Regions from separate parts of the Mus musculus genome. Here all the other regions are linked to region 1. The links are chromatin loops, found by intact Hi-C in ENCODE. Cell type or tissue: left cerebral cortex. All regions are shown on one strand. Links, peaks and the distances in the headings refer to the core of each region. The heading gives the core; the rest is flanking DNA.

Region 1 (7,917 bases), core at 1,850-6,849:
AGGAGAACCTGGAGTCACGGCAGTCCCTTTATTGATGGCTGAAATGGCATGGCCACTTGGCAGCTTGGAGTGGTCTTATGAAACTGATTGCACATTTACCATTGAAACTGATTGCACACTTACCACTGTAACTGATTGCACACTTACCACTGAAACTGATTGCACACTTACCACTGTAACTCACTGCACACTTACCACTGTAACTCACTGCACACTTACCATTGTAACTGATTGCACACTTACCATTGTAACTCACTGCATACTTACCATTGTAACTCACTGCACACTTACCACTGTAACTCACTGCACACTTACCATTGTAACTGATTGCACACTTACCATTGTAACTGATTGCACACTTACCATTGTAACTGATTGCACACTTACCATTGTAACTCACTGCATACTTACCATTGTAACTCACTGCACACTTACCACTGTAACTCACTGCACACTTACCATTGTAACTGATTGCACACTTACCATTGTAACTCACTGCATACTTACCATTGTAACTCACTGCACACTTACCATTGTAACTGATTGCACACTTAACATTGTAACTCACTGCACACTTACCACTGTAACTCACTGAACACTTACCATTGTAATTCACTGCATACCTACCATTGTAACTCACTGCATACTTACCATTGTAACTGATTGCACACTTACCATTGTAACTGATTGCACACTTACCATTGTAACTCACTGCACACTTACCATTGTAACTCACTGCAACTTACCACTGTAACTCACTGAACACTTACCATTGTAATTCACTGCATACTTACCATTGTAACTCACTGTATACTTACCATTGTAACTGATTGCACACTTACCATTGTAACTGATTGCACACTTACCATTGTAACTCACTGCACACTTACCATTGTAACTCACTACACACATTTATGTACCATTGTAACTGATTGCACACTTACCATTGTAACTCACTGCACACTTACCATTGTAACTCACTGCACACTTACCATTGTAACTCACTGCACACTTACCATTGTAACTCACTGCACACTTACCATTGTAACTCACTGCAACTTACCACTGTAACTTACTGAACACTTACCATTGTAACTCACTGCATACTTACCATTGTAACTGATTGCACACTTACCATTGTAACTGATTGCACACTTAACATTGTAACTCACTACACACGTTTACGTACCATTGTAACTGATTGCACACTTACCATTGTAACTCACTGCACACTTACCATTGTAACTAGCACCCTCGTTCTTAGGTATTTTTAACAATGAACACACACATGTGCCTGCATGAAGACTGAGAGGCAACTGTTCTTAGTGGTTTGCAGTAACCAAAAATTCAAAAGATCTCAAAAGAACGTCTATCAGTGAATTAATAGCAAACAAACAAAACAACAGCAAAACCATGTGATATCTGCACAGTGGAGCACTTCTCTATAATAAAACCAAGTGGAACACAGAAATACAAGAGTCTCAAAAAATCTGTGCCCTAAAGAACGATGTAGAAAAGGAACAACAAAACACTCATCTCCTGATATGCTGTCCAAAATATGGAAATGTGTGCTTTCCATAGTTATTAAAACAGTATATAACTCAAAGTAGGAAAATGGAGTTGAAATAGTCTACACTCAGTCTTGCAATTTTCAAACTGAGACCTTGTCTTGTACTGTAATGCTGTGGGGCATCCGAAAAGGATAGAGTGTAATGCTCTTATAATAATGGAGGGAGATGGTTTTTTTCAATATTCTGCCAATCCAAATGAAGGGATTGAGAAAAGAGAGAGGGGAATGTTGGATAGTGAAGTCAGAATAGTACACACAAGGCAGCAGGCTTCATCCAAATTTGTGTCTACTAACACTGGCACACCTCATCAAAAGCAGATGAGAAACCATGAGCTAAAAACACATGAGCTTAGATTTTCTAGTAGCATCGCTTCTCTGCCTTTTGGCTAAGATCAAGTGTAGATTTTCTAGTAGCCACACTACAGCAAGTAAAAAATTGTGTAGAATTCTAATTTTTTTCAAGACAGGGTCTCATATATCCCAGGCTCGCCTTGAAATAAGTGTCCAGGAATGAGCTTAGCCTGCCGGTCCTCCTGAGAACATCATGTAGACAGCAGGCATGCCCTGCCACACTGGCTCATGCTGTGTTGCTGATCACACTCGGAGCTTTGTGGATGCTCCAAAAGCATTCTGCCAAACAGGCTACATCTCTTGTCCTGAGGGAGAATTCATCTTACTATAGAATTTGTATTTAGTTCAATCTTTCCAAAATATCACTTTTAAATATAACTGACAGTCAAAGCTCTTCAGATATCTTGCTTTTTTTTTCCCCCTTTAAAAAAAATCTTTGTGGTCTGATCTATGGGAGCTAAGGGTGTAGCTCAGGAGAGCATAATCCTAGCATGTGTATCCTAGCATGTGTATCCTAGCATGTGTATCCTAGCATGTGTATCCTAGCATGTGTATCCTAGCATGTGTATCCTAGCATGTGTATCCTAGCATGTGTATCCTAGCATGTGTATCCTAGCATGTGTATCCTAGCATGTGTATCCTAGCATGTGTATCCTAGCATGTGTATCCTAGCATGTGTATCCTAGCATGTGCATGGCCCTGGGCTCCACTCCAGCACTGCCAAAAGTATTTAAAATTATGGTGACAGGCACGACACAGTGAAAATAATATCCCCAAATTTATATAACTTTATTAACATTAAAATTAGACGTTGGGTCATAAAACAGTGAAGAGGGTTTTTGTTTATTTTATTTTTTTTCATTTATTCGTTTTTGAGACTGAGTCTCTATATATAGCTCTGGCTGTCCTTGAGCTTGCTATATAGACCAGGCTAGCTTTCAATTCATAGAGATATACCTGCCTCTGCCTCCCAAGTGCTGGGACTAAACCTGGTCTGAAGCGATTATTTTTGAAAAAGGGTACATCAGCTTATTATAATAAAAGGGCATAAAACAAATACCAGGGACATGTAATGAATCTAAAAAAATCTACCTATAAAAGAAATAACATGGTCTCAGAGTAATAAAGCTGAAACTGTAAGGAGTCATTTTAAATTTCTTCAATGGTGCTGAGACATTCTAACTTACCAAGTTCAACCACCGGCAGAGTCAACAGACAAAAGGATAATAAATAAAAAACAAAAACTTTATATTCAACTTAAAATAATACAAACAGCAAACGTCTGTGAGTCAGGAAGATACTGTGGTCAGTCAGCAGCTGTTGAAATGCACTTGGGAGTTGGCCTTGGCCCTCTGCACAGAGGTTACAGTTTTGTAGCCTGGTCTTCTTGTGGGACTCCTAACAGTGAGATCAGGGGCTGCCTCTGATTCTTTTGCCTGTTTTAGGTACCCTTTCCTTCGGGGTCACCTCCTCTAGCCTCAGTATGAGGGGAGGTACCTAGGCTTACTGAAACTTGATTTGCAATGGTTAATTGCTATCCATGGAAGATCCACCTTTTTCTGAAGAGAAATGGAGGAGGAATGAATGGGGGAAGTCAGAGGGGAGGTGGGGAGTGAGGGACTTGGGGAAACAAACTGTGGTCATGCGGTCTTCAGGATGGAGAGAGAGGTGGGGGGGAGAGAGGAGAGGAGAGGAGAGGAGGGGAGGGGAGGGGAGGGGAGGGGAGGGGAGGGGAGGGGAGGAGAGGGGAGGGGAGGGGAGGAGAGGAGAGGAATTTATTTAGAAAAAACAAAAGTTAGCCTTGTGTGGATGAGAGGTTCAGCAGATAGAGACTTGCTATGCAAACCTACTGTCCAGAAGTCCATTCTGCAAACCAATGTAAACGTGGAACCAACTCCACAAAGTTGTTCTCTGACCTCCACATGAACAAACAGGTTTTAGAAAAAAGAAGAAGAAGACTATAAAGTTGGTAGGCATGTAGATAATAGCCTGTAACCCCAGCTATTTGGGAAGCTGGGCAGGAAGATTGCAAAGTTGAGACCTGCCTGGGTTACCCAGTGAGTTCAAGGCTAGACTCTGCGGTTTGATCAGACGCTATCTCAAAATAAGTAAAAGGGGGGGGGGGGGCTGGGAGTGTAGCAGGGATCACAAGGATGCAGACTGCCACCCTGCATCCATTGGTCAGGACAAACATCAGAGAAGGGAAGCACCCCAACACATGGCCCTCAGACTACACTTACAAGTTTTCCCAGAGAAACGAAAACCACGCATTTACTGTTTACATGAACACACAAAATCCAACTAAACGTGTGTGCATAGCGGCTTTATTCACAGTCGACCCAAACAGGAAACAGTCTAAAGCTCTTTCAGTTAAGCTGTGGTGATTCCACATCACAGAGACTTCAATAACCAAAGAAACAACAGGCACATGGGCTATGGAGCTGGATCTGCCTTGCAGGCCAAGAGGAAGACACAGAATGGCTCTGCAGGGCGCCACCTTGTGGCCCTCTCAAGCAAAGGCCCAATTACAGGCAGCAGGGCAGCCATGGCTAACTGGAGGGAACACTTACTACAAAGGCATGGGGCCCAGATATGGGGGAGGGAGTCATTCAGTACCCAGAGCACACAAACCTACACTCATTGAAACTTTCAAAACTTTCTAATATATGATTGCATATAATTGTGAAGTATATGTATATATAAATTAAGGGGTGGGGAAAAAGGCAAATTTTAAATAATATGTATAAGAAAGAGCTATTTCATATATTAAAAATAAGTATTCATGGTACATTTTTTTGGTTTGTTTTTTGAGACAGGGTTTCTCTGTGTAGCCCTGGCTGTCCTGGAATTCACTTTGTAGACCAGGCTGGCCTCAAACTCAGAAATCTGCCTGCCTCTGCCTCCCGAGTGCTGGGATTAAAGGTGTGCGCCACCACGCCCGGCACATTCTCATTTTTTTATTTAGATCCTTATTATTAGTATTATAGTCACTAAAATGAGAAAGCTACCTCTGTTTTAACTTTCCCAAAGCCTGAATATCTTTTTCTCTAGTGTCCTAGATAATAGCTGCACCCACTCCTCACCTAAACACACAGAGGCCCCTCCAGACATACACACACTGTGGTACTATCCTCCCATGAGCACACAGCGCCCCACTCCTCATATATGTGTTCACACAGCAGCCTCTCCCCTCATATAAACACATGGCAACCCTGCCCCTCGAGTGAACACACAGCAGCCAGACCCTCGTGAACACATGGGCAGTCCCGCCTATCATGTGATCACGGCATCTCCTCACCTGGAATAACATTGTTTTTGTGTGCATGGTCCCGTAGCCTTCTCGTTGGCTGAGATAAAACGTGCCTGTGAAGCTGGAGCCATCCGGCCACGTGTAGGTGCCCAGGCCATGGAAATGGTCCCGGTAAAACTGCCCATGGTAGGCCTATGGAGAGGAGAGGTCCATGAGCCTCCTATCGAAGAGGGGGTATTACCTTTGTAGGTGACTGCTAAGCCAGGCTACAACACCTGGCTGAATGAGGACTACAAGGCTGTGATAGGCCTCTTGGGAACCCAGACACAAGACTTCTTTTAGTCCAGGTAGCCAATGTGATAACTGGCATTGGTCACTCAGAATACCCAGAGAGGTCTCCAGGCAGCCAGCCCACGAGTTCACCTTCCCTACCCTCTGCTGTGGGTTGGACTAGCTTGGGAAGTTCAGAACTGCATAGAGCTGCTGCCAGGCCAGCACCCACTCTAGGTTTGGCAGAGCTCTCCCCTCCTAGGAGTCCTGACCCCACCCTATGAGCTCTCTATCAGGTAACAGAGGCCAAGCTGGCTGGAGGATGCTTGCTGGTAGGGGGACCCTGAGCCTGGCTGAGAACAAAGTAGGGTCGATTTATGATGACTCCTCAGTACTGGGTCCATTGTGAGCCTCTGCTCGTCCTTGTCCTGCCTGAGCCCTTCAAGTAAGTATGTCAGGTGAGTATATCAAAGGACATGGGAGAGAGAAGGAAGGTGTTACCAATCCCCCAGGCTCTGTACTTGTCCTGTATGCTGTTAGGTGGCATCTCCATCCTCAGAAGATGCTGGGCCAGGAGCCCTTAGCTATGGTATGTAAAGAAGCCATGAACAATGGGCAAATGAGAAGCCAGATGAAGACTTGAGACACAAACACTCGAGCATCACCATCAACATGGAGTCCCAAACTGGCTCCTGATACCCATGTCTTCCAGGACTGCTGGGGGCTCCCATTCTGGGTCTTAGAGGACTCATGCCCTTATTCCTATCTTGACACCTCAATTCTCCTCAGACCCCATCTGTGGTGGTTTGAATAGGTTTGGCTCCCATAGATCCATGTGTTTGAATGCTAGGCCATAGGGGGTGACATTATTAGGAGGTGTGACCTGTTGGAGGAAGTTTGTTACTGTGTAGGCAGGCTTTGAGGTCCCCTAAGCTCAAGATATGCCCAATGTGACAGTCTCCTTCTGGCTGCATTTGGATCAAGATGTAGAACTCTAGGCTCCTCCAGCATCAAGTCTGCCTGCATCCTGCCATGCTTCCCTCCATGATGATAATGGACTGAATCTCTGAAACTGTAACTCAGCCCTAGTTAAATGTTTGCCTTTATAAAAGTTGCCTTGGTCATGATACCTCTTCACGGCAATGAAACCCTAAGACCCCATCGTGAACAACTTCTCTCCCCCCACCCCCATTGCTCTCCTCTAGGTAAATATACCTCCAGTGATTTATATACACTCCCCACCCCATTCCACCTCCATGTAACTCCCCTGCTCTGAAATGCTCCCACCAGAAAGAGTAGATGGCCACAGCATGCCTACCTCTGTCCTGCCCCAGGCCACAGCTGCCTGGATCAACATAGCCTGACTGGAGCTGGGCTTATGGGGCTTTAGAAACAAGGCTGAGAAATTCCTGTTCCCTCTCCTGTTTCTTGAATCAGTGGCCTTGAATCAGGCCTAGATGCTGGAGGAAGGACTGGACCAGGTAACTCTAGTCTTTGGCCCCACATTAAAGAAACTGTGCCTTGCCACAGGCAGAGTCGCACCATAGAACAGAGGACTAGAAGAGGAGCCCATGACTTCCCTGACGCCATGAGCAGCATCAGATTGGAAAGGCCGCAGCACCAGGGCTGCTGGGCTGCCCTAGTCATGCATAATAGAAAAACAGAACAAGCACAAGGCTTCAAAGCACTACTTCCCTGGTGGCCCTACCGGGCTTCAGACACACTGCATCCCCCTTTGTTATATACGGAGCCATCTTACCCAATCACTGATACCAGAAAGCACAGACAAATGTGGTCATGGGCTCAGTCTTGGGTCCCTGCCTCCCAGAAGTCTCCACTTAGGTCCTGGGTATAGCCTAGGGATCTTAGGTGCATTTCCATTTTATAGTTGAGAGCATCCTTGCCATCATTTTAATCTTAAACAGCAAGCAATTTCAGGAAGGTGGAATATGTGAGTCTCTGCAGAAATTTGAAGTTTTAAAACATTTTGCTCTCCTGGAAGGAACTTACTACTGTTGTTTTGCCAGATCAATATATTGTTAAGCCACCTTCTAACTATTTATATGTATAGATTAGTGCCGCCCTCAACCTTGGCCAGAAAAGCTTCTTTTTCAAAGTGGGCAGCAGTCAGTGCAGAGATTCATAACTTGTCAAAGCGATTGATAAGTGCTCAGCCCTAAATGGGATGCCTGAATCTATCTCCCACTCCCAAGACTCAGGGAACATTGTAGAAGAAGTGGGGAGAGGGGCTGTGAGATGGCTCATCAGGTAAGAGCACTGACTGCTCTTCCAAAGGTCCTGAGTTCAAATCCCAGCAACCACATGGTGGGTCACAACCACCCATAATGAGATCTGACACCCTCTTCTGGTGTGCCTGAGGACAGCTACAGTGTACTTAGATATAATAATAAATAAATCTGGGCCAGAGTGAGCAGGGCCAACCAAAGTGAGCAGAGGTCCAAAATTCAATTCCTAA
Region 2 (7,917 bases), core at 1,284-6,283, 250 kb before region 1:
CAGCCCCGGGCAGTGCAGCCAGGGAGGCAGAAGACTAGACACTGCTCAATCCTCCTGGTAGGGAACATGGAAGCCTAGGGTGCTCCCCAGAGGAAAGTGTGCAAAGAAGGTTCTGGCCATGTCCTCGATCTGTGGGTAGGCGCCCTGGGTCTGGAAATATTGCACGTAGTTCCAGAAGTCAGAGGTGGAGAAAGGCCAGTAGGGCATAGCTGGTGGCTGTGTGTGGGGATCTGAAAGACAAGACACAGGTAGTCTCGGTGCCTGTCTCATTATCCCCGCTAGAAGAGCATCTTCTATACAGCCAGACCAAGTGGATGGTGCTTCCAGTGTCTGACACCAGGAGGACACCTTCCCAGCCAGGAGTAGAGTCTGAGTCACTCTGAATGCACCTCTTACCCGTTAGAGTACCTGCTCCCATGGAAAGAGAAGAAAAGGGAGACAGGACAAAACAAAGTGGGGCTTTGTCCTTGTCTGGAGGATGATGAGCAGAGAAGATGATGATGTGGGGGAGGGGAGAGGGGGAGTTCAGGCGACATGCCCACGAGGCTTCAGAGAACACAGCACCCACGTTCTAGAGCACAGGCTAGACCACCTCTGTGGTCTTGGGACTCCTGAGAGTACCCAGAGTCTGAGATCAAACTGAGGGTGGGACTCAAAGAGCCCATTCATTTGTCTTCTGCCCGGGTGTTCTCACATGGCAGAAGACAAGGCCCAGCCTGATGGGGCCCTGGATCCTTCAGCATGCACAGCTTCCCCCTGGCAGCAGGACTTGCACTGCCATACTTTAGGAGACCTAGCATTCCCACTGCCAGAGCTGAGCAGCTTCTGCTCCCCCACCCACCTGCATGCGCCAGTACCTTTTGCCAGTGAGAGAAAGACATCGAAAAGCATTACCTGCTTCCTCTGGCATTGGCTTGGCTCCTGCAAAAGGAAAGGAGAGCCATCACCTAGGGCGAACCTCCATTAACCACTGCAGACCAGGACAAGGACACTTTGACGGAGAGGCATGGAAAAGCAAGAGAGCTATGGCTAGAGTGGCCCCTCACCTGCAGGAATCCCCAGCAGCATGCCAAGGGCCAGCCACCACAGCACACAGGCCTGCATCCTTACCAAGGGCAATTCAGTTCACTGAGGACCACCTGCAGCAGGAGGAAGGCAAGGATGATGACGATGCCCACTAGGATGAGCCCATCCTGCCACCCCGCCGTGGACCACCCTTAGGAATGCTAGACTTTTCATAAGTGCTTCTGTTTCTGTTTTTCTCAGCCATTATTCTGAGGTGAGAGCTTATCAATTTTGACTGTTTAAGAGATGTCTCTCCCGTTCCCACCCCCATCACAAACACCAGATCCACCCTGTCTGTTAAGAGAGCAGTCCAAACCCTCCCAGAGGGTACCTTGTTTGCTGGTCTGTTCAGTGCAATCTGCAGCCTTGTGGGGCCACTGCCAATGTTCCGGCTACTCTTTATAGTAGGGCTGGGACAAGGAAGGAAGCGTCACCTTCCTGAGCCATCAAACTGAATATTTCATTCCCCAGCAGAGGACTGTAGGTCTCTGTTTCTCTGCTGGCAGGAGGGCCTGTGGGAGCAGCTGGGGGCATCAGACAACAGATCAAATCTGCCATAAACTTTCAAAGCTGAGTCCAGCATACGTCCATCTAATGCCCCTCCTTCTACATCTGATCCAGGGGCTGCTGAAATTCCCCTGCTGTGCTACAGGACCCTGTGATCCCGTGGCCTCTGTAAGCCTGCAGACACTCCTTCACCCAGGACACTACACTGGTAGAGCAGCCATAGAGAGGAAGTGTGAGCCAAGCTGGACCCCTCCCTCAGATCAGAGCTTTCCTCCAAGTCTCTAATAGAGAAGGCCAGAGGATAAGTAGCAGTAAACACCAGGGCCTTAAGCTCAGACCTCTGTGGTTATCCCTTGATAGAACCTGTGCCCACCTGTCAGAGGAAGTGTAGCCCCATGGACCCGCCCCTGGGTCTCAACACCCTGTTGGTGCAGAGCCTAAGTCCAGGTTGATGATCTCCATTGTGCCCTGTGAGGTCCCAGCACCCTGCTGGATACAGGCCCGAGGTCCAGGGTAAGAGTCTCCATTGTTTCTCAATCCCCCCAGAACTCTCAAAGATTCTGGTACCCTGTTCTGAAGTTGTGTGGCCCAGGGTCCCTTCAAGTCCCCTTCCTTCTCCAGGTAACAGCCTAAATCTAACCAGAGACCCAGAGCTGGCGTATGATCCAGTAGCATTGAGGTGCAGCCATGGAGGAGAAAGCCTCTGGCTTTCATTTCCAACCCCCTGGCCCCTGTGCTACAAGAGGTGTGGTGCTTTAGGGCAGCTGTGCCAGGGTCCTTGAACCACCTCCAGTTATAGGATTCATGAGGACATACGACCCTGGTTTACAGCACAGCCGTGCTCACAGCCCTGATTTATAGCACAGACCAAGAGGATCTGGCGAAGAGAAAGGCTCTAGTCAGAGCACAAAGGAGCAGACACCCTGAGCCTGCGCATCTGGCCATAGAGGGCTGCCAGGGTGAGGCAATCAACTGTCCACCTGATGAGCCCCTATCTGAAGGCTACCATGGAAAGACACCTGTGGAAGAAGCACGGCATGAAAGAAACCATGCAGACTGGTTTGAGACTGCTTACCTAATATAAGAATTTGCCAACCAGCAGCCGTGAGCCCGGGAGAGGAAACTATGGGTATTCATTTGCTTTCTCCTCCCTTTGTGGGTGTGTACTTTCCTTCATTTATTATTTTATGTAAGAAAGCTTTAAATAAAAACAGCCCCACCATCAGCAACTCTCTGTTACTTACCCTGGCTTATAGTGGTCAGTTGATCTCCCAGGTCCTGATCTCCCAGGTCCTCCAAACCTCCTGGGACACACGTTCTTTCCTGCACCACATCTCCACCCCTACACACTTCCTCTCTGCCTGGATCCTTCAGACACCTTATCTCATTGGCCTGGACAGAGACACCCCCTGCCCCCGCCCACCCAGAACACATCTCCTTTGCACCTCACCCATCTGTCTCCCTGTTCTCCTGCAGACCACTCTGCCTTCAAGAGGGACCATTAAAATGGCTGAACAGGTAGAAGTGCTTGCTGCTAAACCGAGTTCGATCCCCACATCTCACATGCTGGAAGGAGAGAACGAACTCCCACAAGTTGTTCTCTGACCTACACATACACACCTGGAACACACTGCAAACACATACACAATAAGTAAATGTCATTTTTTTTAATGGTAAATGCCTTCCCCAGGGCCCTTGCATTCCTACATTTGATGGGAATCCCAAAACACTGGATTCCATCCTTTAATAATTGCTAGGATTCCTTCTAAAATTCAATGCTTGAGGGCAGGGAAGAGTTCGAATTCTCAAAAGCTCCCAAAGGTCGGGCCCAGGAACAATACCATATAGGATGGGCAAACTTGAAACCTGCCCAGTGACTGCTCAGAAGCCTGCATGATATCCAGTGCATAATATCCCGCCCCACACAGAAACTCGGAGGGAACCTCCAAGGTCTTAACAGTCTGTCTGCTTGGATTCAAGAGATGCTTAGATGTATAAGGCCACTCTGCTGGACAGAGGCCCCTTGTTATCTCCCGTGGCAGTCAGCTTGAAAAGGACCCTGTGGTAACGAACGCCAGGATTGGGAATGAGTCAGAGGTATCTGGCGCCCCCTGCTGTCCATCCATGGACACCACATCTGACTAATAATTACTCCTTGAGCCTCGCAGATGCCCCTGCCTGTACTCTGAAATGCTAGCGCAACCCAAATTCATTCTCCTAGAAGGCAGAGCCCAGAGTAGCTTACCATCATCCATTGAGCTGTCCCAACATGGACACAGGCAGGTGCTCATAATTTAAAGTCTCAAGGCCACAGTTCATCGTGCCAGTGTGTTTTCCTGCATTCTTCTCTGCCACGGAATGGTCCGCCTGTGTTTTGCACTGTTCATACATCCCCGAGCCCCGCAAAGCCTCGGAAGTGGCTTATAACTGATCCTAGAGTCACTTCCTGTTTCCTGGACCGTGGCCAGCATAAGTACTGGGGTGTAGGGGGTGATGGCTCACAGTCTGCCTTCTCCTCACATCTCCCAGACTGACATCTGCCCTAAGTCCTCCGTCCCAGATGGCAGCATTGCCCTCCCGCTTGTGCCTGCAGAGTACCCGGGTGTCCCAGGGACTGAGCAGTACCTCACTGACAGGGCTGGAGTCTTCTGGCTGGATTCAAACCCAAGGAGAGTGGCGTCATGTGACCACACAGAGCTGGGATTCAGAGGTTCTAGAAGTCATGCTGCCCCTTGTCCCTCTAAACATGCCCTGGTAGACACATTTCCTTTGGGAAGTGCCATCCCTGCTCCTACAAAGGAGGGGGGCGCAGACTTCTAATGTCACCCATGTTTGTCCTCAAACACACACATCCCTATCGGACTTTTAAAGAGCTTAACTAAACATGTTACCTTGGACATGAAAAGGGAGAATTCTGGGAGCGTGTTGAGCTGACTTGGCAAAGCCTGTCAAGGTGGAAGTCCCTCCACGCCACCACAGCTGATGCGGGTGTGGCAGCTTTAACAGGAAATCTAGAAGGGCCTGGGGTGAGACAGCCGGTCCCAGGCTGCTTGGAGAACAGGCTCAGAGCTTGGAGTGGAATGTTTCTGAGATGGCCTCCAGGGGGCGCCATGCTCACAGGCTCCTGTGCAGCTGGCCCACAGGACAGGGTTTGTGTTCTGGAATAATCAAAGTCTCCTTCCATGTCATAAGACTGACCGCATACGGATCTGAAGCTGAAATGTGAAAGCATGTGATCACCTTCTTTTAAAATACCTCGTTCTTTTCCTGAACTGACCATAGACTCTCTGAAAAGGTCCCAGGTCAACCCCGGCGAGTACCCCTTCAGAAACCACGAAGAATTGACCTGGATTGGGATGAGATGGGGTTGGGGGGTCCTAGGGACTCCAGTGTGGCTGAAAGAAATACAGGACGCATGGTTACATTTGAATTTCAAGCGACCAGCTTTTCTAGCGGAAGTTTCATGTCTCAAACATCTCCAGGGATCTGTCCCCCAACCCACCCACCCCCAAATATTCACTTTAGGTGAAACACTCATCTTCCCAACACCATATGCACACACAGGTGTGTACACACTTACAATGTGCACAGACAAGCAGGTGTCTATTGCTGTCATCCCATAGAGTATGGGAAGAGGCGGGCTGCTTTGGAGGCTGAGCCTGGGATCAGAAGGCAGGAGCAAGATAGGTGTGGCGCTACCTGAGGCCACCATCTGGAATCAATACTGCACCCCCAATACGCACAGAGAGCATCTGGGTTCCTGGGGGCTAATGGATCCAGAAACCAGCCCAGGCAGAACTGAAAGATCTTGCTGAGGCCAAGGATCCAGGGATTGCTATAGGCCCTGCCCTGACTGCAGGAAGCTCCACTGGTGGCTTCTCGGTGACATAAAGGGTTAACTGAACCACTGAGCCAGGCATCTCACTGGGAAGTTGCCTGGTTCACCACAGCTGCCTCCCTGAGAGGTGGAGTACATACCCTTCCCAGCAAGGAATATTTAGCTTGTGGTCATTTGCGACCCCCAACAGAAGGATGGGTCTCACATGGCCCATGGTTTTTTGTTTGTTTGTTTGTTTGTTTTTTCTCACAGGATTCTTTGTCATCTGCATTTCTCTGCATCATGGGAAAAGATTCCCAGGAACCCAGGAAGGGCTGGTGTTGACCCTGGGCTGTGAAGGATGTCATCTGAGCTTTTCCCACAAGGGCTTCACCACGTCGGACATGCTGACACAAGCCGAAGGATCTGCCTTGGACTCCAGTCAGGGGACAGGATACCAGAGACACAGGTCAGCAGCAACAGGAGTGACATCAATCCAGTGCCATACAGGCCCATTTACTTAGAAGAAGCCCTTGGGCAGACGTGACTCTCTCACCTCAGACCACTGCAGAGTTCTGATCTCTGCTCGCCGTAACACAGCCTTTCCCCCAGTTCCTTTGAACTGAAAGTGACTTGTCTGTCATGTTTCTAATACCACAGGGAGGGTTAAATGTTATGTCTCTAGGACTTGATATCGTAGGCTACAGAGCTCCCAGAACCAGCCAGGCCCTGTGGCATGGGCTAGAGGGGTGCAGGGAAGGACCCGCTAGCTCAGTTTCCAGCCTAGGAGGAACGTAAATGGGTTATCCTGTTTCTGGGAGAATGTTTTTCTGTCAGCAGAGGTGGTGTGGATGATGGGTTATCACCCAGTTCGAGTGCCCCGAACACCAGTTTCTGGACTGCAATTCATTGCCTTTCTCGCATGCATGCCTGGCTGGTTTTGTGTCAACTTGATATAAGCTAGGGTCATCAGAGAGAAAGGAGCCTCAGTTGAGGAAATGCCTCTAAGACATCCAGCTGTAGAGCATTTTCTTAATTAGTGACTGATAGAGGAAGGCCAGCCCATTGTGGGTGGGGTCATTCCTGGGCTGGTGGTCCTAGGTTCTATGAGAATGCAGGTTGAGCAAGCTAGTAAGCAGCATCCCTTCATGGCCTCTCAATCAGCTCCTGCCCCCAGGTTCCTGCCCTGCTCCAGTTCCTGTCCTGACTTCTCTCAGTGAAGGACTACAACCTGGAAGTGTAAACCAAATGAACTCTTTCCTCCCCAACTTGCTTGTGGTCATAGTTTTGTTGCAGCAATAGAAACCCGGACTAAGACACCTGGTTACCTCTCCAGGGTCACAGTATGGACCCTTTCCGGGTGCTGAGTGTTCCTGGTTCAGGACCTCAGTTTTTAACCAAAGCCACACCTAGCCATGCCTGCTCTCAGGTGGGATTTTCTTTGTGGTTGCCTTCAGAAAGGGCACTTGATTGAGGCACATTTCCCTTTCTTTGTCCCCCTTGGAGGAAGGGCTGCTAGGCCCAGAATGTGACTGTCTGGAGGAGGGACACAAATGCATCTGACTACAGAACAAGGAGTGGGTAGCCAGCACTACCAGACTGCAGGCTCAGCCCTTTGTGGTCCCCACCTGGTGAAACAGACAGGCCATGGTGTGCTTTGGGGCAGGGAGGGTTTCTTTCCTTGGGTGATATGACCCTAGGCTAAGGGCCAATGGTGCCCACATGATGGAGCAAATATACAGAGGCCACCCTTAGCCACATCCTCCTGTGATTAAGATGGGGCCTGCCCAGCAGCCCTGTTTGCTTCCTGAGACTCTGCGCAGGGCCAGGTTCCAGAGCCCACTATGCTGAGCCTCCAAACTGCAAGAGGAGCCCTGGGCTGGGCCATTTTTCTGTGGCCTGAAATAGATCCATTGTTTGTCCTATTCAGTACCACATGAAAGCTGGGATTTATGGGAACCAGGACTCAGTGTGTTTCTCAGCCTGGCTGAGGCATCTGGGCAGCGTGGTCAGTCCTGCTGCCCTTGGGGGCCCCTAGGCTCAGCCTCTGCAGGTCTAGGCTGGAGTTGGCAGCAGTATCTCCGAACTTCCTGCTGACCACCCACTGGGTTCCTCTCTGGCTTTTTGGCTCTTTTCTCCTGATGCTGGTAGAAACAGAGAGATGAAAGAGCAGGTCCCCTGTCTTGCTTTGGCTGACTGTCCTAGATTCTTAACCCGTCGATTCATCCAAGAAGCAGGTATTATGAGCCCACAGCACGGGGCATCAGGAGGCTCATTCTGGATGGAGCCCTGCTAAGCCAAGACCCATGTCTGAGAATTAAAGGGCTGGCTGTGCTTTGAAGCATGTGCTAAATCTGTCTCTGCGGAGGGCCGGGAGGCTCCTGTCCAGCCCACGGCCTTGAAAGCAGAATACTTCCCATTTTGCTCCCAGGGAGACATCAGAATCAGCTGCCGGCCCCAGAGGCAGGCTGAGGAGTGTGTGCACACTGCAAATGGAGACGTGTTTGTAAACTGAAGAGGAGAAATGA
Region 3 (7,917 bases), core at 1,240-6,239, 380 kb before region 1:
TTATAACATTAACACATCTTATACAAAGCACCTAGCAGGTGAGCCAGCCCGGTCCCTTCACAAGTGAGAGGAGGCACCCTCTAGCACAGTATTAAAAGCAGTCCTGTAAGGGTGAGTGCTAGAGGCTCAAGTGTGTGTGTGGGTTATTAGAATGCCGAGGGGTGACAATAGAGCTGGTGTCACCAGGAGGCCACCAGGGCTGTTGAGGAAGTGTCAGAGAAGAGGGACTGTCCCTGAAGTCTCACCAGTGCAGACCACAGATCCCCCCTGCTCCGTGTGAGCCACTTCCAAGCATGGAGGATTCTCCCTGACTTAGTGGGAGGGAGCCAGTTCCTAACTCCACCGCTTGACAGGGGCTGTGGAGGAAAAGCACTCGCAGAGATCTCACGTCCTACACTCTCAGAACTTGAGGCGAGCCCAGGAAGTATCCTTGAGGTTGGTCAGAACAGCAGCCACACACACACAGGAGCACAGTTCACTTCCGAGGTCAGGGCTAGAAAGTGAGCTGTCGAAACCTATCACCGAAACACACCCATCATCTCAAGGAAGTTGGTCCTCATGTGATCAAAGCAACCCACAGCCTTCAGAGTGACCTCCACCCCGCCACGGTTAGGTACACCGAGCGGGCTCTTCATGATGGCCACAGTAAACCAATGCTTCCTGTTGTACCTGCTTCCAAAGGGGATAAAGACATAGACAAATTGTCCCAATTTTCAGAAGGCATGAACTTTTCATTTAGAAAAACCACAACTCTTATAACTGAGGGATTTCTAAATAGACGCTAAAAATTGTCTTCTTGAGGCTGAGGAGGGAGGATTATGATGAGCCTGAGGCTAGCCTGTATCCAAAAAAAAAAAAAAAAAAAAAAAGTGGTCTTTCTGAATGTCCCTGCTGACTAGGACCTTCTCAGATGGAAACGAAGACTGTTCTGGTGACCATAAAGATGGCTTTTAGCTTCTTGGGGCTTTGGGTACTGGGAAGTGCACTTGTGGTCGAGGACCTAGAAATCAGGGTCATGCTGGGTTTTGGTGCCCATGGACACCATGAAAAATGCCAGGAGTGAACAGTTATACGCAGGACTCCCCAGAAGGCAGAGGTCAGATGGCAAAACTGGAATGGTGCCTGTCTCCACTTAATGGTCCATCCAGTTTCACGGAGTGCCCATTATAGAGCAGTCATTCCAAGCAACTGGATCAACCAGGAGAATACACTGTCTCCGCCTCACCACCTTCATAGACTATGAATTTTAGTAAAGTAGAAAGTAGGTCAAGATGCACAGCTCCTAGCCTGGGAGCTGATGCTGAGCTGGAGGGCGTTGGTCGGTGGGACCGGGCACAGCTGGGTGGGGACAGCAGCAAGAAGTGACACTTGGGAAAAGTTTCGAAGAGGCAAGGACCTGCCACATGGCTCCCTGGGAAGAAGAAGGCAGAGACTACCTACTGCATAGCTGAAGGATGTGGAGTTGGTCAGGGCTAGTCCAGTTGAAGGGATTGTGTGGACTAGAGGAGAAAAGAATTTGAAGGACACATGAGGCCAATAGATCAGTGTCACTCTGATGGCTGATGGCTGGGCTGATCCACACTGGAAATGATCAGTGCACTGAGGTCCAGCAGAGGAAGGGTGCATATATGGAGCTTCTGATCCCTCTAGGAGGACGAGATGGGACTTAGGCTAAGGACAGTGCCTGACACATTTTCTTGATCCAGACCCCGAGAGTCGAGGATGACCCTGGTCAATGAATCATTAGCAGCAGATGTGAATTTGATGGGCCAAGGGGAAGACTGGAAATACTTCAGGGCCGTGCCCCTGGGGAAGGAAGGGACAGTTAGAGATTTAGAGATGTGAGGTTCCAGCCAGGCCAAGCAGGGTCTCCCTGCTGGGAGTTCAGGGGCACAGGACTAGGTTGGGGCTGTCTGGCTAGTGACCAGGAGCAAACAGAATGGGAAAGTGGGATGGGAACACATTTGCGCACAGAACAGAGTCCTTTCAGGAAAAGACAACTGGAAATCTGGAGACTACCTGCCACTTCTCAGTTCAGCTCGCCCTTTACTTCTCTGTCACCTTGGGCATGGAGGCCTCAATGAGGCTCACAATAGCACTGCAAAGGGGCACAGGGCATAAGTCCTGTTCCTCCATTGCCTGTCAAGACTTTTGGCAAGTGTGGAGGCTCCCACGACAAGCCACTCTGCAGTCTGAGTGGCAGTGGGCAGGAGCAGGCAGGTGAGACCACAACCATGGTAGGGCCTGGGAAGTGAGGGGCCCTGGAAAAATGGTTATCCTCTGTCACACCTGTCCCCAGAGTCTCCAGCCCTGCCTAGATCCAGGCCAACTCTGGAGCTGCTAGTGGTTCTCTCTAGAGCTTGACTGGGAAGGATGGTTGGATTTTGCTAGGATCAGAGCCTGGGGTGGATTGGAGGTAGAACTGTCCTGGGTCTTCCTTACAGTCAGGGGCGTGCCTAGCTACCCAAGGAGTCTAGGCAGGAGTCCAGGAGGACATTAGGAAAGAGGGCAGTCTCACTCTGATGGGAAATGTTAGAGGGAAGCTGTTCTCTGCATTCCTTTGAGTCCCGTGCTTGTGGCCTTCAGATTTCCAAATCACAAGAAAGAATTGTGGTTCTTTCTGGATTCACCAAAATGGGGCAATAGAAGTTTAAATGGGCGAGAGAGGGAGCAAGAAAAAGCAGGGCAACAAAGGGGAGAGTGATCAGGTGGACCACAGACAGGGGCAGTCCTCCCAGAGGCTTGGTTCTGATCCATCAACACCCTATGGCTATGGTGAAGGTGGGTTCTGGAAATGGTAGTTGGCTCACAGTCCTGCCTGCCCTGGCACTGCACAGGGTTGGTTTATTAGCACTGGATACTGCAAGGATGGGTTTTCTGGGGCCCCTGCCTGAATCCCTCCAGCTGACTGCAGGCTGGGTGTGGTGTGTGTGTGTGTGTGTGTGTGTGTGTGTGTGTGTGTGTGTGTATTCAGGGGAACAGGCCAGCTTCCTGTGAGGAACAAGTGGAGCAAGGCAGATGTCAGCCCTCTTGAGGTTCATTCATCCACTTTTCTGAAGTCAGGGTCAAGGGGACATTTCCTGAGGGGCATGTGCACGGAGTTGGGCACAAAATGAAGAGTGGGAATAGTAAGTATTGGAGAGAATGTTAGAAGCAGTGGGTGTGAGGAGGCTGGAAAATGCATGCAAATAGCAACAGGAGACAGGATGCTGAGAGCATGGAAATTTCTATGGTACAATCAGTGCCAAGATCAGTGATTCCCTACCTTGGAGATCTGCCGGTGTCTGTGTGTCTGTCCTCAGTCTTCTGAAACCACTTCTCTCTGTCCACTGTCACCCCCAGACACCTGGCTTCTGCTGCAGCCTGGCTAATCCCTCAGAGCAGCTGGCCCACTTGAGCCACAGCTGGTTTAAAGGAGGCACTGAGAGAAAAGGGAAGCTTCCTTCCCCATGTGCGAGGACGTGGGACTCCAGGGCCCAATTACCCCACAGTACAGTGTGTCTGCCCCACACCGCCAATTAGCCCTGGTCTCCTGTGCTGGATGGCATGGGCTAGCAAGGAACTCAGGCCTTTTGGTGTCTCTGCTCCTTGTCCCCAGCACCCTGTCCAAGCCTTCAGGCCCTGGGCAGAGCTTCTCTCCATTCCCTCACTCTGGCTACATGGCCCTGTCCTGACTGGAGCCACCTTTGCTCTTCAAGGCAGGGAGGGACATGTCTCTGTGGAGAGTGATGACGAGGTCTAGTCCAGAAGATGAGGTTGAGGTAAGGCCCTACTCAGGCCTGCAGTTTATGACTGTCATCACTCATGAGTGAAAAGGCAAAGTTGAACTTTTGATGTAGACAGAGACATCTTTCTTGTGATGGACCAGAACAAATATCACGGCTTATGTCTAAGACAAACAGACTTGCCAGGTGGGCAGAGTGATAGAAGCCACTGATCCCAGGCAGGAGAGTGAGTCCCAGAGTATAGGTAGGCTCAAGCTACCTATATCTTCAGCAAGGCCATCAGAGAGAACAAGGCTCGGTCCAGTTTCGAAGCGAGCTGATAACCCAACCAACCTTTCCACAAAGTCATAATCGCCCATCAGCCAGTAGGTGTCACAAATCAAACACAACCAAGCAGGCCTTCCAGCTTCTCAGAGAGGCTAAAATAGAACACCAGACAGCTCCGGATGGTGGTGGGTGCAGACTCTCCTACACTGCCAGTGTGAGCAAGACAGTCCAGCTGCTCTGTAAAGGACGTCTAGCAGTTTCTTATTGAGTTGTAAAACTAGACATATATTCATGTACAACTCCAGATACCTCCATCTATATGGCTGTTCCTTTCACAATCTCTCAAAGCTGGAAATAGTCCCATGTCCTACAGTGTGTTATTTGCTGAGCCAGCTGAACCCACAAGTGAGCTGTCTGGACACAGGATGGCGTAGGTGGGTCTTATGTCCCCACATGCTCATTGCCCATTTGGGCATCTTCTTAGGTTCCCAGAAAAAGCCAAAGCACTTTTCATCAGTCCCTGCCAGAGCCTGTGAACTCAGGCGTGGATGGTCCTTTCCCAGTTCCTGGGCAACATAGACCAAACCAAACCTATAAAATAATCATGGCTATAACAAGTCCTTCATCCTTCATACAGTCATAGGTATAGAATCAAGGAGGCCAAGCTCTTGGCATTGCCTGGGAAGAGTGAGAGGTTTGTGTGGCCACCTGGCAGGAAGGTGCTTTTTGCCCATAGTGGAAAGACTTTTGCTGTGTTCATGGCTGCCTGCACTGTTTGCCTCTGTTAGATGGTCTATTACGTTACAAGAGAAATTATTTTTATTAATTAATTTGGTTTAATGACAATCTCACAGTATATATATATATATATATATATATATATTTCTGATTACTCCCTGCCCCCATTCTTTCTTCTCTTTCCCCCAGCCCATCAGCTCACCTCCTCCTCCTCAGATCCCTTCCCCACATGCATGACTTTAAGTTTTATTTTTCTGACCCATCTGGTTTAACACAGACCATCTGTGTAAGCGCTGGATTACACCTATTCAATGGAACTGGGTGGGGTCACCAGTGTGTTAACAGCTGAAGCCACTGACTCTCTCTCTCTGAATCCATAAGGAGCGAATAGTTCACCAGTGATGGGCAGAGCCCCCTGGGCCCCTCCTCTGCCCACTGCTGTCTGTTGACAAACCCATTATCATGCAGATCCAGCACAGGTATCCACACCTCCCTGAGTTCATGATTCAGAGGGCTCAGTCTTGCCCAGAACGGCTCATCACTCACTGTCCTTGTCCTTATCTTCCAGCTTTTGCATTCTTTCTGTCCTTTCTTCAACAATGCTCCCTGAGTTGTGGAGGGGGCGCTTTCAATGTCTTCTTCAGGGTTGGCTGCTCATCCGTCATTTATCCTCAGTGCCTTGGGCAGCGGTGAGTCTGCATTTACCACTGTTTGATGGAAAGTAGCATCTGTCAGACTTCCAGCGATGCCGACAAACCGTGTCTTAGCCCATTGCTGCAACAAGCCACCTGGAGCTGCGTAATGTATAAGGAAAAGAGATTGCTTAGGGGAATATCACAGCAGTCGGAGAAGTTATAAAGATCAAGGGCCCCATCCGTGTCAGGAGAGGGCAAGTGTATCCCTCAGCAAAAGTGCACGTGAGGTTAAGAGCAGGCACGTGGGAAGAGTGTGCAAGTGTGTGGGGAGCCAGGCTCAGCTTTCTGACACTCTCAAACCAACCAACTAACCAACCAAGACAGTCCTAGAGGAAGAACTTAGGCCCACCTGAAACAGCCTGTTGGAAGGACTCCACCCCATGCTCTCAGTACCGCCCACACAGCCCCCATCTCCCACTCCACCTGAGGCATGAGGCCTCAACATGATGGGGGGAAACCATATTCACCCTCAGCAGGACCTTACTCCCACATGGGCATCCTCCTTCACCAGACCAGATTCCCACTGGCCACACAGCTTGGTTCTTGGCCACTGCTGGAGTCAGTGGGAAGACCACACGGGGCTCTTGCTTATCACCCCCTCGACTACCCCTGCCCCCAACCACTGCTCATCAGTCTCTAGAAACTTCCTTCTTCCATCTGCAGTCTCATCAGCTGGTTGCTGGAAGAACCTCCTGAGAGCTGCTTCCTGGACACTGCCCATGTGGGGACAGGATTGTCAGTCCCTCTGGTACTCGGCCACGGAAGAAAAACACAGGTCCACTATCCTGGTAGCCATTCCTGTTCATTCCAGAACTCTCTGGGAATTCATCTTAGAGGTTTACCCAGCCTTTATTGGAATTTCAAATTTTCAGATTATTTTATGCCGACCAGAACTAGAGGCAGTGTCTAGGTCGGTAGCACTCTGGATATCCTGACAAGAGGCCCTGTCATTACAGCACACTTTTTTTTTTTTTTTTTTTTTTTAAATCCCAAATTCCAGCGTCTACCACTGGGTGGCGGCCGCGGACTTCAGCTGGGAGCTGTTTTCAAAGCAGGGGCTGGAGATATTCCCAGAATTCTTGTGCTCATCACCACAGGATTCCCAAGACACTGAGGGACCACTGCATTTCCTTTGGCAAGTCAGCAGTAGCCCGCTTCTGTTCATACCCCACACGTGGCCTTCCCTCGGGGGTTCTCTTGGGCAGGTGAGGTCCATATGCCCAGGGATGGGAGCTGCTCCTCCACGGGGCTCTTCCAGGTGGACAGCCAGCCACAGTAGCAGCATCAAGAGCGTCAAGGGGGATGTTCACTATGTGAGTATGTAGGTTAGCATCCTTTCTCCCAGCCCCAGCTTGATCTCCACTCTCTGCTAGTACCGCAACAGTAATTTAGTGTTTTATCGCAAGCAAAGCTTGTGCAAGGTCTATATCCTCCCCAACCAAATAACAGAATCTGGTGAGATCAGACAACCCATGGCAGTAGGTTGGCATCCTCTCGTCATGGAGGAAGATTGCAATAAAGAAAATAGATTTCAGGCCGCCCCTCGGCACGTGGCCCTGCCTCTACACGTTGCTGCTCTTTGACTACTCTGGGTGTCCAGCTCATCCGTCTTTACCCAGGCTATTTGTGCTACAGAGCGATAATCGGTTCATAAGCACCCCAGCTTCTAATGTGTTAATTAAAAGTCATTGTTCCCGTTTTCCCAATCAGCTGTCCTTTGCTGTCTCAAATGAATGATCTGTGCAGGCTGGGGCAGTTCTATAAGCTCCCACAAATGCATCTAGTTAATATCCATTAAAGTGAACTGACCCACAAGCCAGGCCAGGCAAGCTGCCCCTGGTCAGACCTGACCGCCTCCCCCACAATGCACTGAGTGTGTCGGTGTCACACAAAACTACAGCACTTCACTTTCATCTAAACCACATGTTTACCCTGACCGCTCTTCCTTCATTTCTATTTTCAGGGCTTTGGTGTTCTCAGTAACAAGCTGCAGTTGTTATTAATGGCTGCTGCCTTATTGACACCATCACAAGAGGTTTAATTTTTATCTTCCCTGTCTCGGGCCATAGCTCAGTTTTATTTCACAGTGCGTCTGTGCTCACTGACGTCATTCGATTCACCCGTTGGATGGCTGACTCCTGGGTGGCCCCCACATGGATGTCACGTCATTTGAGAGTAAACACTGATGCTCCGATCCTTTTGGTTCTCTCTCGGTGTCTTCGTTTCCCTTGGCTTATTAAGCACGATGACCTTTGGCACGCTGTCAAGTACAATGGGGTGGGGTTAGCATGTACCATTAAGAGACTCTCAGCCCGAGCATGGCAAACACGGCTCTGGCAGGCCTTGCCCTTCTCCCCCATTCCCTCTGCCTTGCTAAAAACTATTAGTTTTTACATTACCGAAGCTATATTCCTGAAGCTGGTCACCGAGGTCTAGTTCCTTATTTGGCCACTTGCTCCTCTTGAGGCTGACTCTCTGGGTAGAGCTATCTG
Region 4 (7,917 bases), core at 1,442-6,441, 210 kb before region 1:
AAAGGAAGCTGCACATGAGGATGTACCAGTTGTATTCCATCCCAGCCCCCATGCCTTCCTTTTTGAGAGTTCCTAGACTACCTCAGAGTGCTGTGGGTTACACTCTCCGGAGTCACTGCCATTGAGGGCATCACGTGAGGGGATAGGGAGGTTCTCTCCTCTCATTCTGAAGTCAGTCCATTGGTCTCTGTGCCATCTTCAAAGGCATCATTGCCAAAGAGTACCCATTGGATGCCAGTGCATCCAATTTCCTTTTACCACTTTACCTGGACAGGCAGCTGATACCTACACATCCCTAAAGCCACTGGAGGCCTGCTAGGCTTCAAACTTAGGGATCCTACCCCTTCTAAGCCCAGAAGAAGAAGGGGTTGATCTGTGATCCCCCAGTCACTGTGACACTCAGATGGACATTGTGGGTCTGGTACCATATGAGCGAAGATGCCCTTGCCTTTCTGGTCCTGCCTACACTGGACCCCACATAGCTGATGGCACAGAGCTTGGCCACATAGAGCAGAAAGGCCCCGTGTCCTTCTTCAAAGACTTTCCCTTCTGTCCTCTAAACATATGCCACAGTACATAGCCATCCACCCTGCCTAACGAGGCGGCTCCTGTTCCTCTGCCTGCAGACCTGAGTAGTCCCGTATATTACCAGCTGGGAGTCAGGGGCTTGCCTGGGGAATAGGTAGGGGACAGATGTTACTGTGCAGCTTCTACATCAGAGAATTCCAGACTACAGCCCATGAGTAAGTCTAGGTGAGCCTGTGGGGTCCACAGTCTAGAGTCTGATATTTAGGGAAGGCAGAGAACCCCAATCTAGGATTGCTCAACTGGGATCCAAAAATCTCACTCCTGTTTGGGAAGCAGGCAGTGTTTGTATCTGTGATCGATTTCAGGCCCAGTTTGGATCTGTGATCAATTTCCCGGCTCCTTCTTGGCTCTTAAGCATTTACTTCCCAGAGTGCTACCTTGTGCCCCAAATGGATTCTTGTTGCTAGATCCCAGCTGGGTGAGTATTCCACGGATGTCTTCTGCCCCCCCGTGATACCCCGTTTTACACAAAGAGGCTGCAGCTGCAAGTCCCCCCTTCAGCCCCAGCATCACCATCTAAAAATAGTTCCCGCCGGGGCATTTCCATTCAGAAGCCACCAGAAGCTGCACCCCCCCCAAACCCCTCCCCACCCTCCCTCCACCCCGGCTCAAAGAGCATCTGGTGGATCCTGAGTCTTCACTGACCTAATCAAAATGTGGAGGAGAGATGGAAACCGGAGAGGACAGTGGGCGGGGCCAGCTCTGTCAGGCAGGGCAAAGGGTAGGAGAAATACACCTTCAGCTGGTGCCCATAAACACCACTTAAGCGGAAGGTCCTTAACATGCAGACACCGAAACTCGGATCCATCATCTTGCTGCTGTCCTCCCCAAGGCCGGGCCATCAAGCTCTGAGTGTGACTGCCTTTCATCTGAATTTACTCCCTGACAATACAAGATTACAGCAGGCTTCCCCCGAACAAAAGAGATTGCTTGACAAACAACCTTCCCTCCCTACCCCATGGGCAGCTGCCACACTCCACTGGGTCTCCTGGGCGGAGGCCAGCTCGCCCAACCTCCTCACATGGACAAGACCTTGTGAATAGCAATGGCAGTGACTGTTGCATGCCATCAGATGGCAGTGAGTTTCCTCTTCCTCCTCCCTTCTTGACTGGGGGCATTTCCTCTAGGTGCACCCTGGCAGGGTACTGAGCAAGGGTGTTTTGGTCACATGCAAGGTCCTACAGTGGGCTACAGTGTTCTACACTGGCCAGTAGTACTCATCTTGGCCTGTTTTGGATTCTCTGTAGGTTTCAAAAATTAGATAGGACTTGCGTTTTTCACCTAGGAAACCTGACCACCCACAGTTCCAGGCCCTCAGCTAAGTCCTGGCCAACAGCCTGGCCTGAGTGCCAAGAAGCAGCCTTGATCTTCTACTCCATAGTAGGTCTCATGACTGCAGGGTGTTGGGAGGGGTGCAGAGCAAATGCCTTCTTCAAAATGTTGGACAACTTTTGAGTAACAGAAACCTGCTGAATCAAGAGTGAAATCATAAAATCTATTGCCCTAATTTAAGCCCTTGGTCAAGATGTCCCAGGGCATATCCCTTGTCCATTTGTCCTTTGGCTTTACTGTCCTGGCAGGACCTGGGCAGACCACCACCACTCCCCAGTCCTATGGCCACACTCCATCCTTCCTACCATCCATTTGGGATACATCTTGATTTGCATGTGGTAGACAAGTCCTGCCCACTGACCTCATTCTGCAAGAGTCCGTGTCCAACCTCCATGGGCCTCACCCTATAAGTGCCCCTGACCCTGGATCTGTCATAGCCCTATCTCCTGCCACCTCCACCCTCATCAGGCAGGGATTCCTTCTCCCGCTCTGTGTCCAGTGGGTCTGGGCTTCTGAGTTCCATCAAGGGCAGGGAGCTGGAAGATGAGCACGTGCCAAGTCTAAGAGGGGAATCTGCTCCCCAAGTCAGTGTGAGCTGGGCAGCCTTAACTCCTACCCACAGCGGTGGTAGAATGTGCTTCAGCAAGTGGGCAGCCAGACTCTTAAAGGAGAACCCACTGGCAAGGGTACTCAGCCCCTGGTGATTCACAGAATAGAGGCATGGTCTCTAGAATGGGGAAGGGGACTTTTGCAGCAAAGCCGAGCAGAGAAGACAATGAGTAAAACTACAGATTTACAGCAAGAGCCTGCTGTTCATCCATGTGCATCTAACATGAGGCTTTGGGGGATCTTTGCTTCCCTGATCATGTGTCTGTGTCCACAGAGAACCTTACATTTCATAACAGAGTAGACCCCTGTCTGCTGCTGTGCCTCGGGAATCTCCAGCCTTAGCTAGTGACTTGCTAACATGCTTCTTTTGACCTTGACATAGCTTTTCCATCCTTTGTGTTCAACTGTCTTTCTGGATTGGATTTTCTCCCAGGAACCCAGATCTAGGAGGCACCTCCGCAGCACCTCACTAAGAGTTCACAAGGAATGGGAAGAATAGACAGCTCAGAGCCAAGGCTTGGTGACCCTCAGAGTGAGCCCATCTCTCCTCCAAGGCTCATAGATGATGGTTCCATTGCTCTAGAGAGAGAGGGATAAGGGGCCTACAGGAAGGTAGGCATATACATATACATATACATATACATATACATATACATACATACATACATATATATATATATATATATATATATACATATATATATATCTTCCAGTCAGGTTGTCTTCTCATCCTCCTCTTCTGTCAAAGACTTCCCAGGCTCAGATGGCAATAGCTATTGCAAAGGTTACATACAAGGACTCTGAGATGGTCAAGGCTACCAACCCAGCCACTGCTGGATGCTGCAGGCACCTCTGCTAACACACTAGGTATCTAGACTTCTGAACCATATGGTGCCTTTCTGCTGACTGATTGTCCTCTTGACAATCTCTCACTTTCTTTGCAGGTTCAGGCCAGGTCTCAAAAGAGGAGCTAAGTAAGGGCTGTGCCTCTGGGTCAGCACATGAGAAGAAATTAGTTCCGGTTCCACAGCAAGTTATCTGCGCAGCCTCTGAAGGTGTGCACCTGGCTCCGCCTGAAGCTTCCCATGGCAGGCTGGCACCCAGTCATGGCCCTGGCCTACCCACGCAGTACGAAGTTAACAGCTGTGCCTGTTTGTGCCCCAGCCGCCAGCAGAACTGTGATTGTTTTCCTGGAAGCTTTGCTGATGACTAAGCAGAAAGGGATGGGGCAGGATGGGACATGGCTTGTCTCTATATTCTCTATGACACCGCTCACTCTTCTGCCACCGCAGGAAGGATCCCTCCACAAAGCCAAGCATGGTATAGATATACCAGGGTGATAGGCCTTGGCAGGAGCTTGGAAGATCTCCCAGGGCTGTCTTGGCTATTCAGCTGTTCCAGGGCAAGATGGGAGCCATGAGGAGCTACTTGGAGTCTGTGCTGAGTCACAGTAGAGAGTTTCTCCCACCACAGTCAATAGTGTATTGGTGGGGGAGGTGTGTACAAAACACACTGCTTCGCTCACACTAATCATGTGCGACAGTGCTGAACTCCACACCCAACCCAGTAATAACAAGCCTCAAATTACTATAGGGTCTCTTTCCCAGGTTGCTCTGTATGTTCTAGCAGGCGTGTCTAACCTGCCCACATGTGCCCCAGGGCGTTTATGAATGTAGATCAACACAAAACTGTAAACAGACCTGAAACTGGGATTTTGTTTCCCTTTAAAAGCACTTCATTTATTCAGTGTGTGTAGCTTGTTTTCCTGCATGGGTACACATAGGGCAGCAAGCCCTTGGGACCTCCTTGTCTGTGCCTCCCCAGGGATGAGATTGCAGGTGTGCACCACTATGTTTGACCTTTATCTGTGTGCTGAGGATACAGACTCCAGTCCTCATGTGCACATGTGTACTCCCCCGTTCCTCAAATGCTTGTAACAGCTACTGGGGTCATTTGGTTCCTCGACTTATTTGATTGAGTTGATCAACTGAGTTGTTGGTTTCTACTGTTAAACTCTGATCATATTATACACATACATGAATCACAATCATGGAATGTGTATTCACATATTCATATACATGTTGAGTACACATACCTATAAATATGGGCACGTATCTGTGGAAGGCTTGCTGATACGGACATGCAGAGTACTTTTTAAGATTTATTTACTGTATGTATGTGAGTACACGATAGCTGTCTTCAGTTACACCAGAAGAGGGCATCAGATCCCATTACAGGTGGTTGTGAGTCACCATGTGGTTGCTGGGAATTGAACTCAGGACCTCTGGAAGAGCAGCAGTCAGTGCTCTTAACTGCTGAGCCATCTCTCCAGCCCAAGAGTATTTTTTCAATGCACATTTCTATCTATGTGCATATGTATTTAACTGTACAAAAGAAACTTCAGACATATTTTATTTATATGTGAATAATGCAGATATGAATGTATAATGTACAAAAATTTATATAAATTTAACCTAGATATTTTGGGGTGTGGCTTGTAAATCTTACACTTAAAAAGAGGGACATGCAAACTGTATATGCCCCAGTACAGGGGAATGCCAGGGTCAAAAAAAATGGGAATGAGTGGGTAGGGAAGTAGGGGGGAGGGTATGAGGGACTTTTGGGATAGCATTGGAAATATAATTGAGGAAAATATGTAATAAAAAAAAGAAAAGAAAAAAAAAGAGAGAGAGCTATCAAACATGGACTGGGGTGGGAAAATATCTAAAGATGCACTGAAGAATCTGTCTATTCTTACAGCACAGAATTTCCTAAGTGTTTGAGCTGCTGCTGGTCTCAAAAGCCAAAATGTATTTTCCTGTCTCTGATAAGAATGTAGTCCAGCTGGAGACAGCCCATCTTTGAAGTCGGCCTGTAACTAATGTGTGCCTTTTTAAAGCCCAGCCACAGTATGCATTCTGTCTTCCCTGACATTCGCTTTTGCATTGGCCATTGATTCACACAGGGCTTGCTGTGCCCACCATGACACATGGGTGAATAGGTAATTATTCTTGTGACATTACATGTTTCAGATTTATCCATATATCATATAGAAGCAATGCATACACCTATATTGCAAGTTTATTCATATACATATGTAAAATGTCCATATACTTATATATTATATACTTAATATATATTATATATTTAATACATATAAATACACATGTATTTTATATACAGATACAAATATAAATATACTGGATATGGCTGGCATATTTGCTACAATGTTGCAGGATATTTTAAGTTCTTTTCACGAGGAAACTGACCTTGCAGTTGCTTTGTAGTGTTTGTCTTCCCTACTCCCCCATCTGGCCCCCCAGACCCATGCCCCACTGTTTCCACAGTGTTATTTCACCTTTGAATGTTGTTTCAATCTGTTGATGGAAGCACAGAACCCTGAAGTCTTCCTTGTAGAGAGTGGTTCTCTCTCTCTCTCTCTCTCTCTCTCTCTCTCTCTCTCTCTCTCTCTCTCACCTTTGACCTCTCCTTTAGGTGGATGCCTGGTCACAGTTTGTGTTTCCACCTGTGCGCGTTTGGGTGCAATGAACTTCAAGTGGGTTCATCTCTTCCATCTGACAGCCGAGTTATTGGCATAGAGTTGTTTTGGAAGTTGATGTCTTTAGCATCCAAAGCAACCCCTCCTTCCTGTGGCAGGTGACTCATGGTTTGTTTTTCTATAAATGGCTGGTCATGGATTGGTCTGTCTGGTGGGGGAGATTATTTATTTTGTTCTGAGGAAACCACCATTAATCCACTCCATTATTTACGTTCTATTTTAGCGATTTCTGTTCTTTCCTATTTACTCTGTTTGCTTTGGTCTGGCTTGCTGCTATTTTTCTAGTTTCTCAGGGGACGGGGGTGGGGGGTGACTGATTTATTTGCTTTTTTTCTAATATAGGTATTTATTATTTATACTATAAATTGTGTTTCTTCACCAGCTCAAACTATTTTTCTAGTGTTCCCCTTACCTTCTTTGACCCGTGGGATATTAATTAGCTTCCATATATTTGGAAGTTTGCCATCCAGAGGCACACCTACCCTATGTGGGACCCTTGAGGGACAGCAGGGACGGGAGAGGGCAGCAGAGCATTAACGCATGAACGAAGCTGGTTGGCACAGGCCTGGAATTCTCCCTCACCTGTGCCATGTGTAACACAGCTTGTGTGGGAAAGCCCAGAAGTTACAAAGGAGAGAGATGCAGCTGCTATAGCAATGGCCCACAAAGGGCCATGAGCCTTGGGTTCCTGTGTTTTCATCCTCATTCCTTCCTGGCCCTCTAGTTAGCACACTCACTCTCAAGCACGCTATAACAGGAATCTCTCTGGCGGGGGCCTCCATATTAACAGTTGTAAAAACTAACAAACCAACAAAAAACAGAGACTTATTCCCCTCTGGTGTCTCTTTGCTTTTCTCTTCTTCCTCTTCTTTTGCCCACCATATTCAACCTTTGTCTAGCTGGTTCTGTGTGCCTTGAAGCCTTGTAGGACTCTGACTAGATGTATATTCCCACCTCAGTGGTCTACCTTCTCCTGGACTGCTGCCAGCTGTCAGCCTTGCAACACACACCTTGTCACCTTCTGTCTATCTATCTGCTTTGGGACAGAGCTTGGGACACAGTAGGAGCTCAATGGCTAGGTGAATCTGGGACATGGGGGCTCAAAAAGCACTTTCCTACTATGTGAATGCCAGGAGCCATAGAGAAGGGATGGGATGGCGGGTTACCTTGTTCACTGCGGTGACAAAATGCCTAACGAGGTGTGATTTATGTGCAGAAAGGTTTATTTCAGCTTGTAGTTTGAGGAGAGAGATTAACTGTATTTTTGCCTCTTCCATGCAATGCTGGGCACATATCCACTGCCCTTTCTGAAGAAGCAGTGATCAGCACGCAGATGCATTCTCTCTCAGCAAAGTAAATACAGATGTAAGAGGCTGTGTCGGGCAGCTCCTCCGCACCGCTGCTGTCCCCAGGGACGAGCAGCTTATGGCTGGCTACTCACACCTCCCACCTCGCTCTGTGTTTGTCAAAGACGCACACACTTTTCCCTGGAGAAGGTCTGCTTTTTGCCACAATGACATCACCGGGAATGTGTGGGTCAGCCATTTTCAAATGTTTGGTTTCTCCCAGTGTCTGGAGATTATTGCCTTGAGGAGTCAGGAGACTTTTCTCTCACCCCCCTCAGCAATTCCAACCTGCAACTTATAAAAATAAATGCGTGAACCGCTGGTGCTGGGCTGAGAGGGATCACGTTTACTTGTTAAGATTTACAGCGGGGGCCATCAGTCAACTCTGAGATCTCATGAATAAGTGGCAAGCCGGTATCGCCTACTCTCTGACAGTGCACATCTGATCTTGCTTAAGTCTGTATATTCCCAGTCAAACCCCCA

Evidence for each region. Hi-C counts contacts between places; a loop is a spot of excess contacts. Peaks named below come from ENCODE experiments on the same cell type or tissue, not always from the same donor. Only the 100,000 strongest peaks of a DNase experiment are listed, where the experiment ranks them.
Region 2: a loop joins it to region 1, with 2.4 times the contacts of the local background. A loop is called at or near these places in 8 of 42 quality-filtered maps.
Region 3: a loop joins it to region 1, with 5 times the contacts of the local background. A loop is called at or near these places in 7 of 42 quality-filtered maps.
Region 4: a loop joins it to region 1, with 2.1 times the contacts of the local background. A loop is called at or near these places in 12 of 42 quality-filtered maps.

Annotation. Positions count from the first base shown.
Region 1 is chr1:92,890,850-92,898,766 of GRCm38, forward strand. Ankmy1 (ankyrin repeat and MYND domain containing 1) reads right to left here. Exons shown (of 18, transcript NM_001347091.1): 4 at 5,220-5,363. LOC115487694 (a small nuclear RNA gene) reads left to right here and starts at 1,937; the gene lies at 1,937-2,125. In left cerebral cortex, for the core only: a CTCF peak has its summit at 4,422 (motif pointing left); a DNase peak (open chromatin) is centred at 4,411.
Region 2 is chr1:92,644,288-92,652,204 of GRCm38, forward strand. It overlaps Otos (otospiralin), which reads right to left and starts at 4,554. Exons shown (of 5, transcript NM_153114.2): 1 at 4,464-4,554; 2 at 1,397-1,589; 3 at 1,047-1,139; 4 at 895-921; 5 at 1-230. The coding sequence starts at 1,104. The coding sequence ends at 46. In left cerebral cortex, for the core only: CTCF peaks have their summits at 3,686 (motif pointing left) and 4,667 (motif pointing right); DNase peaks (open chromatin) are centred at 3,657 and 4,673.
Region 3 is chr1:92,515,051-92,522,967 of GRCm38, forward strand. Olfr1414 (olfactory receptor 1414) reads right to left here and starts at 3,465. Exons shown (of 2, transcript NM_147039.2): 1 at 3,266-3,465. In left cerebral cortex, for the core only: no CTCF peak of the experiment used is centred there; DNase peaks (open chromatin) are centred at 3,321, 4,209 and 6,200.
Region 4 is chr1:92,679,669-92,687,585 of GRCm38, forward strand. No RefSeq gene overlaps it. Among named protein-coding and RNA genes, the nearest start is that of Otos, 35 kb to the left of the region's middle. In left cerebral cortex, for the core only: no CTCF peak of the experiment used is centred there; a DNase peak (open chromatin) is centred at 3,685.